Linked DNA regions of Mus musculus: region 2 is linked to region 1. Evidence: chromatin loops called from intact Hi-C (ENCODE). Cell type or tissue: heart. All regions are shown on one strand.

Evidence for each region. Hi-C counts contacts between places; a loop is a spot of excess contacts. Peaks named below come from ENCODE experiments on the same cell type or tissue, not always from the same donor. Only the 100,000 strongest peaks of a DNase experiment are listed, where the experiment ranks them.
Region 2: it touches region 1 in a loop (2.2-fold over the local background); 3 of 42 quality-filtered maps call a loop at or near these places.

The regions. Positions count from the first base shown.
Region 1 is chr11:68,319,058-68,324,057 of GRCm38, forward strand. All of the region lies in intron 2 of Ntn1 (netrin 1), which reads right to left. Among named protein-coding and RNA genes, the nearest start is that of Ntn1, 65 kb to the right of the region's middle. In heart, no CTCF peak of the experiment used is centred here; a DNase peak (open chromatin) is centred at 2,524; H3K27ac peaks cover 751 bases.
Region 2 is chr11:68,387,071-68,392,070 of GRCm38, forward strand. No RefSeq gene overlaps it. Among named protein-coding and RNA genes, the nearest start is that of Ntn1, 2.7 kb to the left of the region's middle. In heart, a CTCF peak has its summit at 2,721; DNase peaks (open chromatin) are centred at 1,071, 1,391, 3,551 and 4,081; H3K4me3 peaks cover 2,525 bases; H3K27ac peaks cover 3,894 bases; H3K27me3 peaks cover 4,094 bases.

The DNA of each region.
Region 1 (5,000 bases):
ACAAATGCAAATTATATATAATTTTACCCAGCATCCTTAAGCACAAATATGTGAGAGGCTAGCATCCTGTGACCATGCTCTCAAATGGCATCCTTTCTTTCTTTTGGTAAAAGGCCAGCACTTTTCTTTCTGGGTCTCCATTTCCTTGGCTTTAAAGGACCAGCGTATGGAAGTAAGAATGAGATGACATGAGTGTCATGGGATATGATCTCCCTCAAGGGGCAGCAATGAGAAGGTGACAACAGAACAACCCATTGTTTAGAAGTGAGAGGTACCATGCTCTATGGTAAAAAAACAAACCCAGAGCTTCAGGTCAGCCATTCCTGAACTGTAGGTCTTGACCCGCTTTGGGTGTTGAACAACCTTTTACAGGGAACATGTATCAGATATCCTGCATATCAAATATTTACATTATGATTCATGACAGAAGCAAAATTACCTATGAAGTAGCAATGAAGTAACTTTATGGTTGGAGGTCACCACAGCATGAGGATCTGTATTCAAGGGTGGCAGCATTAAGAAGGCTGAGAAGCATTGCCTTAGGCTACTCCACTTAGCGTGCTACTCCATTCAGCGTGCCAGCTCGGAGGCAGTGTTACTTCATAGTTCCGCCATCTTTCTATAAAAATGTCCTTCGCTTGTTAGCATGTTTGTCAGTTGGCACAAATGAGAGTCATCCTGGAAGAGGGCATCTTGAGAAAGTCCTTCCATAGGTCTGGCCTGTAGGCAAGTCTACAGGCCATTTCCTTATTGATGATTAATGTGGGAGGGCCCAGCTCACAATGAGTGGTGACACCCCTGCATTGGTGGTCTTGGGTGCGGTAAGAAATCATGCTGAACAAACCATGGGGAACAAACCAGTAAGCAGCATCGTTTGCAGCCCCTGTGCCAGCTCTTGCCTCCAGGTTCCTGCCTTGCTTGAGTGCCTGCCCTGACTTTCTGGGATGAGGGACTATAAGGTATCAGATGAAATAAACCCTTTCATCCTCATGTTGCTTTATCTCAGCAATCAAAACCCTAGGACATTCCCCAAAGACACAAACTACAAACAAAAATTCACCCAGGCATAAATCTGTAGGCCAGTTGAGACAGTGTGCTGAGTTCTGTCTGTTCAATGAACCATCTACATGACCACAGAGAAGTCACTTGCTGGCTCTGGACCAGGAAGTGCAGCCCACTCAGGCCTCCTCCAACGTCAGTGCACACAGAAATCAATAGAGGATCCTGTTAAGATGCAGACTCTGACACAGGTTGGCTGGACCCAAGAATCCACCCTGTCAGCCAGTTCCAGGTGATGCAGCCCTAGTTGGTCCAGTCGACCACTTTGGATGGAAATGATCTGTTTGGTACCTTAATCCCCCCTGGAAGAGACTGCTTTGATCAAAACAGGACATTTGACTCCCATGCCTATTCCTTCCTCTCATTCACCCCCATCTCCATCTTTGGGCTGTCTCCTTTCTATCTTTCAAGTTGGAGGACAAGGCTCCCATCCTAGAGACAGTGGTCATTCTCTACCAACAGCACAGAGAGATAATGCAAGAAAGAGTATGGTGGAAGAGAGCAGTTGCCCCAGAAACCAAGTTCTTTTTTGAGCAAAGCCATGTCTCAGCATGGCTTCATCAGCCCATGTCTCTTCATCCCCACAGAAACCAGGCATAGTGTCACAAACACTGAAGAACTCCCACACCTCAATAGGTGTCTAACAGAATCATCTGGATTCATGCCTCTTCTGACATCTATCTGGAAACTGTTTTTTTCCTGAGTTCTTAAGTTTCCAGGGCCGTCATTCACAGACATCAGCTCCAAATGCCTTGGGGTGGAGGAGGGGTGGGGGAGCGTGGCAGGGAATAGGGACTGGGAATCTAGTTCAGTAGGCCAAGTATTTGCATAGCGTGCACAAAGCCATGGGTTCAGTCACCAGCACCACATACATAAGTGTGATGGCACACACCTGCAAACCCAGCACTCGGGAGATGGAGGCAGAAAGGTCAGAAGTTCAAGGTCATCTTCAGATGCATAGCCAGTCTGAATTCCACTCGGGTTGCATGAGACCCTGGAGAGAGAGGAGGTGTGGGGAGAGCGAGAGAGAATGGGCACACAGAGGCACTTGGCTGCCTAAAGGAACAAGCAGTGGATGGCCAGTGTAGTGAGGAAGGAAGCCAGACTTCCTAGGACAGGACAGCCAGAGTGGCCAGGGTTGACCCGATGGCTGGCCCTAGAAGCTTGGATCCAGGTGCAATGCTGTTTTTTAGGCTCTCTCTAAAGGTCGGGCACTAAGGGCAGCTTAGTCCCTGATGACCAGAGAATAAGCCATCAGCTTTCCTTCTAATATGGTCTCTGGTTGACCCCAGCAAGTCAAGTTTCTGCCCTCAAAGTCACCCTCACCCTCTCCACTAGAAACCTGACACAAGAATGCCCTCAGTATACAGGAATTCGACTCTGCAATGTCCAGCGGGCAGCAAGCCCTGGCTGCCAGCTCAGGGCTGTGGTCCCAGCCTCTCACGGAGCAAGACAAAGCCCAGGGGGGAAGTCCTGCCCTTCCCCTGGCCAAGCCACCTCTCCAGCTCCAGCAGCTGGCGGGAGTACTGCCTGAGGTCAGAGCACAGGCAGAGCTGAATGTCCTGGGGTTAAGCAGCTAGCTAGCCAGAAAGGCCGGGCTCCTTCAACTCCAAAGTCAGTATGGGTTACACACTCATTCTGTATGGCACGGAAGCATCAGGTTCCGCATGCCAGCCCACTGGCCTAGCAGGTCTGGCTGAATGGTTTCTTCCCAGGCCATTACCGGCTCCCTCATTTTGAGAGCTTCTGTCCCGGGCTCCTCAGTAGCACCTGCTATTGGAGCCTCTCTTGTTCTGGGTTGTCCTATCTTCGACTCCTGAGCACATTATCCTTTGTGATCATGGATATCTTATTATGGTCAAGTATATACAAGAACACTTGCCAGGTGGTGGTGGTGCACACCTTTAATCCTAGCACTAGGAAGGTAAAGACATGCAGACCTCTGTGAGTAGGCCGGCCTTGTTTGTCTACAGAGTGAGTTCTTGGATAGCCAGGGCTACACAGAGAAACCGTGTCTTGAAAAACAAAGCAATTAAAAAACAAAACAAAAAACAAACAAAAAAACCGGACCATTTACCATCTTAAGCATTTCTATGTGTCCAGTTCTGTGGCATCACCTATATTGACACATTGGTACAGTCACCTGCATCCATGCACAGAACTTTTGTCTTCCTGCAAATAAAACCCTGTCCCGTGACACACTAACTCCCCATTTCCCCACTCCACCAGCAGTCCCACTGACCTAAGATGTCTACTTTCTGTCTTTGAAAGACCTCATGAAAGTGGACTCACCAGACTGCTCTTCTCTTGTGACCAGCTCCTTTCACTTAGCAGAATGCCTTGTGGCTCATTCCTACCGGAGCATGTGTCAGAGTCTCCTTCCTTCTAGAGTCTTACACACACTATGGATTGGTAACAGACTTTGATTATCCATTCACTGTCTATGGACACAGGGATTGCTTCTGCCTCTGGTATCATGAATAGGATGCTCTGGGAATAAGGATACACACACACACACACACAGGGTTTTGACTAGGGGAGGGCAAGTGTATGTGAGAGAGAGACAGAAACAGACAGAGAAAGAGAGAGAGAAGGGAAGGAAAGAGAGAAAAGAGGGGAAGAGGGAGGAAGACAGAGCAGACGTCCATGGAAGCCACAATGGGGTACCAGATGCCTTGGAGCTGTCTGATGAGGATATAAGGAACTGACCTCCGGTCCTCTGCAGAGTCAGTGTTTGCTCTTAACCAATGAGCCATCTCCGCAGCCTCCACCTTTCAACTTTTTATTAACATTTACAATTTGTCAGAAAATGACCCATAAAGGATACCCCTCAGGGACTTTTCACAGATGGAACCCATCCATAGGAATTATCATCCGGATAAGAACCAGAGCCCTGGACTGACAGAGAGGTAGAGCTCAGAGATACAGCACTCGTCTACAGGTATGAGGCGGAGATGAGCCTCTACCACCATCCACCATTCAACCCGAGTAACCGAATTCCTGCCTCCTCCAACATACACGAGCTCTGCCTGTCTCCACACTTCATATAGTGGAAACACACAGTCCCTGTCTGGCTACATTAACCAAGCATCGTGTGTCCTTATGAATTATACACTTGCTCATTCTGTATAACAATGCTATATGATATGCAACCACTTAATTTCCTGCTGAGTTGTTAAAGGACATTTGTACATAGTGTCACGCATAGTATTGTCTCAAACACTGCAGTACATGTCTCTGGAAGGCGTTCGTATATTGACATTCCTGACAGACACACATCTAGGAGTGGGGTCATTAGTAGACAGTACCAAGCTGTTTTCCCAAACTGGCCTGGCCTGAAGTGCATTTCACCCGCACTTCATATTCTCCATCAGAAGTATTCACTCCGTCTGGGGTACTCTGCAGTGCCTTGTATCTTTTATTTGAGTTTGCCAGATGACTAAAGAGCCTGACTAAGCACCTGGTCAGGTTTGATACTCCCTCCTATGATTTAGGCACAGGTTGAAAAAATCCCAACAAGATGACAAAGAGCAGGGGTGTCAACTCCTTCTGAAGCCCAGCTGGAGCCCTGATGGAATCAAGACCGAGTTGTTACGTAAGATAGTGGAGGCTCATTCTCTACCCACCTGGCCAGGTTGCCGCCAGGGTCCCTGGAACGGATCAGACACAGCTGGTCTGCTCTTCACTCACCATGCGTGCTTATAACAGTGTCCCAGGGACCAAGCCTTTTGCCAAGAGTGTCAGATGTCACTGGGCTGGCAATGACTGATGTAAAAAGCCAACAATGCCATAAACACAAATGTGTAATTCTTTAGAACAAGTTCCTCCTCAGGACACACCACAAACAATTCAGAGAATTCTGCCGTCAGTGAAGAACAGACAGCCATGTCCCGGCTTGTTCTGAGGCTCCTCAATCCTTCAGTCCACTCAAACTCAATCGG
Region 2 (5,000 bases), 68 kb after region 1:
CTCACGAGCAAAGTTTTAACCCCGGGAAGAAGAAAGTTAAAGCCAACGGGCCCGGGATGCTCCAGAGGGCGAGAGCGAGCGGGTGGGAACCTGGGAGCCGGAGAAAGAACAGCAGAGACAAAGAGAAAGCAAGAGGAGCGCCCGGGGAAACCCCGGAGAGGGGGCAGGGCCGGCGCGCACCCTGTGGGGGTGGGGTGGGGGCGAGAACGGCTTTCTCCCTCCCGGTCCCAGCCAAACACATCTGTGTTTGTTTTCTTTTCTTCGCAGAGGTCCAGCCTTCCTCCAACCCAGACTGGTGGCCCCGGTGGCACTACGCTCAGGGCCTTGCCCCTATGGGCACTCGGCCCCAGAGGCGTGAGGAAGGGGAACTGGAAAGGGATGTGAACTTTCTGCCCCTAGGCTCTAGGGGATGGGGTGGGGGGCAACAAGAGGCAGCGCCTAAACCTCACAGAGTTGTCACTGCCAATTTTCTTTTAGGCCTGGAAGCTGTGGTGATTCGAGGCTAAAGGCCAAGAAGCTCGGACGCACCTGGATAGTGGCCTACTCAGGTCTATCCTGAACTTCAGAGATGGGGCCAGTTCAGTTCTCCCAGGGTCCCCTGAAGCTGACTTGGCAGCTCCTAGATCCTTTTTTTTTTTTAATATCCCTAGGGAGATTCCCACAATAGCTTTGCATAGTACCAATTGACTCTACTCTTCAACTAAGGGTGTGGAGGCTTCAGAGGCTAGGGATAACTTTCCCAAATTTCTGGCTACTTATATGTGTGTGTGTGTGTGTGTGTGTGTGTGTGTGTGTGTGTGTGTGTATGTATGTGTGTGTATATATATATAATTTGGATACAGTAATCTGGGCTCCTGGCCTGAGGCAGTGGTGTTCTCCTGTGGGTGGTGTGCTTTTGCCACTTCAGCTACTCTGGAGGCCGAAGGCTTGAGAGCTATCTTAAGCCCAGGAGTTCAAGGCCAGCATGGGGAACATACCCCATCTCAAAGAAACATGAGCTCTCTCACCACGTTTGTCTAATGGATAACCTCGCGCAATTACAGTCTCCTGGGGTGTCCTCGGGCCACCCAGCCTCTGGCCTGGTTCTCTGTTGCCTTAACAAAAGGACTGTGAACAAGAATGGTAACCTTTGGCTGTCTTGCAGCTACAGCCAGAGTTCAGAGGTGAGAATCTATCCAGCTGCGAGCTTGAAACTAGTTACTGTTAAGTTTCTTTCTCATTTAGAATGTGATTCAATAACAGACTCAGACAGAAAAACTCCACTCCTGATTCTGGCCCAAGGGCTTCCTTGCTTCAGCCCGCCTCATTCTGTTCCTTCCACTTTCATAGACTCTGAGAACCTAAGAAAGGGCCTCGGGGATGGGCTGGCCCAGCTTGTTCTCCTTGGACGAAGGCCCTTCTTCCTGGTCTTCCTGAGAGCTGGCCACCCAAGCCAGCTCTTCCAGGGAGGCAGGCCAGCTACAGCCCAAGGAAATAAATCCATGTCATTGCGGGGACAGTCTGGACTCACCCTTGGTCCCTGGGGTTGTGTTTTAGCTTTGCCTGTTTATGTCGTTTACCACTCTGTACTGTTTATTTATGCCTTGCCTTGTGGTAGAAAGGACTGCAGGTGAGTTACAGGGGTACTTAAAACACGGCAAAATAACATAAATCAGAAATGAGGCAAAAGGGACTACAAGAAATGTTTAACCATGGTGGACTTTGACATCTCAGTGGTATGCTGGAAGGAGACAGGGCACTTGGAAGAACACAGTTTGGAGCCAGAGTGCCTGCATCCAACTAGTGCCTCTGCTGTGTGGCCTGGGCAAGTCTTTGCATCTTTCTCAGCCTTGACTTTCTCACCTATAAAAGAGGGATACCAATATCTCTACCTCACAGGATCATGAGCATCAAATTAGTTGACACACAGGAATATTACAACTTATAGTACATATGCTTACATAGTGTAATTACATAACAACTCAAATAACCTGCTACATGTATGTCTATGTAAATACACATAAAACCAGGACTGGGGTGTAGCTTTCTGGTAGAGTGCTTGCCTAGCACACAGAAGGCCCTTGATTCAGCTGCTAATACTGTGTGAATAAATAGACACATATACAGAAAGCCAGCCATACGGTAAAGAAGCATTATGAATTTATCAGTATTAAATTGCTAAAGCAACACAGAAAATTTTAATTACTTCAAGAACATTTAATTATGTGGAAAGAGTTTTGTGACATTGGAAAAGCAAGCTGGAAAAACGTGGGCAATCTAGTGTCATATGTGTGTGTGTGTGTGTTCATTAGAAGACAGTGTCAGTAGTGGGTTTGTCTTGAGAGGGAAATGACTCGTGATGTTGACTTATCTTTGCTGTTATGTTCTCAATTTTCTATAACACAATAGGAAGGAAATCTAAGAGAGAAAAAGGCAAAGGGAAGACAAAGTAGACGCGGGAATAATGCCAAAATTCACCCGGGGATGGCCTATTTTCCTCCTGTGGGTGGGCGACCAATTTGTTCCTAAGCTTTCCCGCAGCCAAAATGAAAAGGAGACCATGTCCCTTACACTAGTCCCAGTGTCCGTGAGATAAAAACAGAGCCATGGCTCAAGAGAATTACAACTCTTCTTGGTACTAAAATCAGACAGGAATTTCTCCTGGGGGGGCCTCATAAAGGGAACACAGTGTGAGGTAATGAGCAAACATCCCCCTAATGATCACAGCCGAGAGCTCCTAGGGGCAGACGCTGGGATCGGCCCTGCAAATAGGCGGATGGCATCGCACCAAAACAAGTCAGGAAAACAGTCTCTCCAGGAGGGGTCGAAAAGGGATAGATTGGGGTGCTCAGCTCCCTCTGATCTCGGTACATCTTGGAGCAGCCAAAAAGTGGGAGTACAGAGTTTTAGCCTTGCTGTTTCTCCAGAGAGCTTTTGATAGATCTTGTGAGACAGCAAGTTTGAAATTACCCTCCATGGCTTGTGGGTTTTCTGCAGTGCTAGACCAGTGGGCTCAGCAAGAAATGGGGAGACAGCACTTTTTACTTTTATCATCATTTAAAGCCTAACTTGATCTTCTTTAGTTCTTCCTGCTAGGCAAGACAGTCCTCGAGCTGCAATCTAAGGGATCTAGATCTTCTGGAATATACTAGAACTTCTTTCTTTACCTTTATTCAAAATCCACCCCACCCCCACCCCACCTCACCCTGCTCTCTCCTAGGCAAAATGGTCTCCCTCCCTCCCTCCCTCCCTCCCTCCCTCCCTCCCTCTTTCTTTCTTTCTTTCTTTCTTTCTTTCTTTCTTTCTTTCTTTCTTTCTTTCTTTCTTTCAGTGACTTCATGGAACTTGGATTTCTGACCAGTCAACAGTCTCTCCCAGTACACTCTTCAGTTGTCAGTGTCCCTTTCCGAAGCATGCTGCCTTTTGTGGAGACAAATGAACAAAACAGATGTCCAAGTGTTCCTTCTCCAAGTGGGGGTTATAAATACACCCCAGGAAGGCATGTCGGGCTCTGAGCAGCGGGATCCAGGGTACAAATGAGTTCAAAACAACAGAGGAGCTCTTGGGTGAGAAAGCAAATTCCCAGGTGTTTCGGCAAGGAATGCGTTAGGAGGGAGGAGCCACCATCCCGGGCTTACAGCCTTCCCTACCTGCAAAGCTCAAGGATGAAACAAGCTAGGAAAGGAAGAAGGGAGCAGTGTGGAAACTTGGGGATGGCCTCAGAAGAATCCGGGGACTCAGGTGTCCAAGCAACTGATGAGCAAGAGTGTTGTAAAGGAATGGGGTTCAGTGATCACCTCCCCTTGCCTTGAAGGTCAAGATAAGTTCTGAAGGGAAAAGGCCACTGGTGACCTTGACAGGGCATTGCTGTGGAGTGGTGTGGACACAAGCCAGTCCGCCTTAGGTTGTGGAGTGAAAGTGAGGTGAGAAAGGAGAGATAGCAAGTGTGGACAGCTTCCAGAAAGCCGCGTTGACAAGCGGTAGGAAAGTGGGGGGGGGGCTAGCAGGAAGGTGATAAGGGAGGATGGCAGGCCTGGGCTTCCCATTGTTTATAAGATAAGGCTATTCGGAACATGCCGCATGTGATTGAAAGGGGCCCGCCCGCCCGAGAGGTGGCAATGTGATCAGTCAGGTGGCCCGAAAGCTTCCCAGGTCTCAGTGAAATAGGAAGTGACAGGATCAGGTGGGAGTGGAGGCAGGGCCGTCACACCGGAGGTTTGAGGGCACCTGACTGCATTATGTCCTTGTTCCCTAAGATAAAGACAATGGCTTGCTGGGAAGAATAAAGAAAGAGCCCAGTGAGCTTGATGAGCCTTTGGAAGAAAGGCAGTAGATAACAGCCCCCACAGTCCTGGGACGCACACATGGACACAGGACCTCTGCAGCCCCTGTAAACCTTAAAGGACAGCTCTGCTGCACGATCATTTGGCCAAGAACTATATATGTAGCTATTTCAACTGCAGCATCAAGAAGTTCACATTGCTCTTACCCTCTGACACTCTCTTACATCTTGCCCTCTTGCTCCCCTTCCCTTCCCCCCCTCTTCACGTGGCCATGGCCGACCTCCACTTATCTACTCTCTCCTCCTCTCTGCCTTTCCCTGCCTCTACTACCCTCTTAACTCCCCTCCGCATGCCCTAAATAAACTCTATTCTATACTTTAAAAAAAGAAAGAAAGAAATTGAAATCAATGACATTTAAAGTGGTTGCTCAGTTACCTCCACTTTATTCGGGCTGCTAAGGTGCATTCCGCTCTCTCTGAGACTTCTGGACAGAGCTAAGGAGAGGATTCAGGAAGACAAAGAAACATGGTGGGAAGTTACTGAGGAGGCCTCTACCCAAAACTGGATGCAGGAGGAGTGGGGTCCCCACGAAGGTGGGCTGTGTGGCAGCATACGACAGGGAAGGACATTCCGTGAACAGGATGGAAATTCAAAGGAGGATATAGCCAAGAGATGGGGCACAGAGAGTCAAGGCTTAGGGTCTGGGAGGAAGAGAGCAAGGAGGCAGAGCAGACCTCA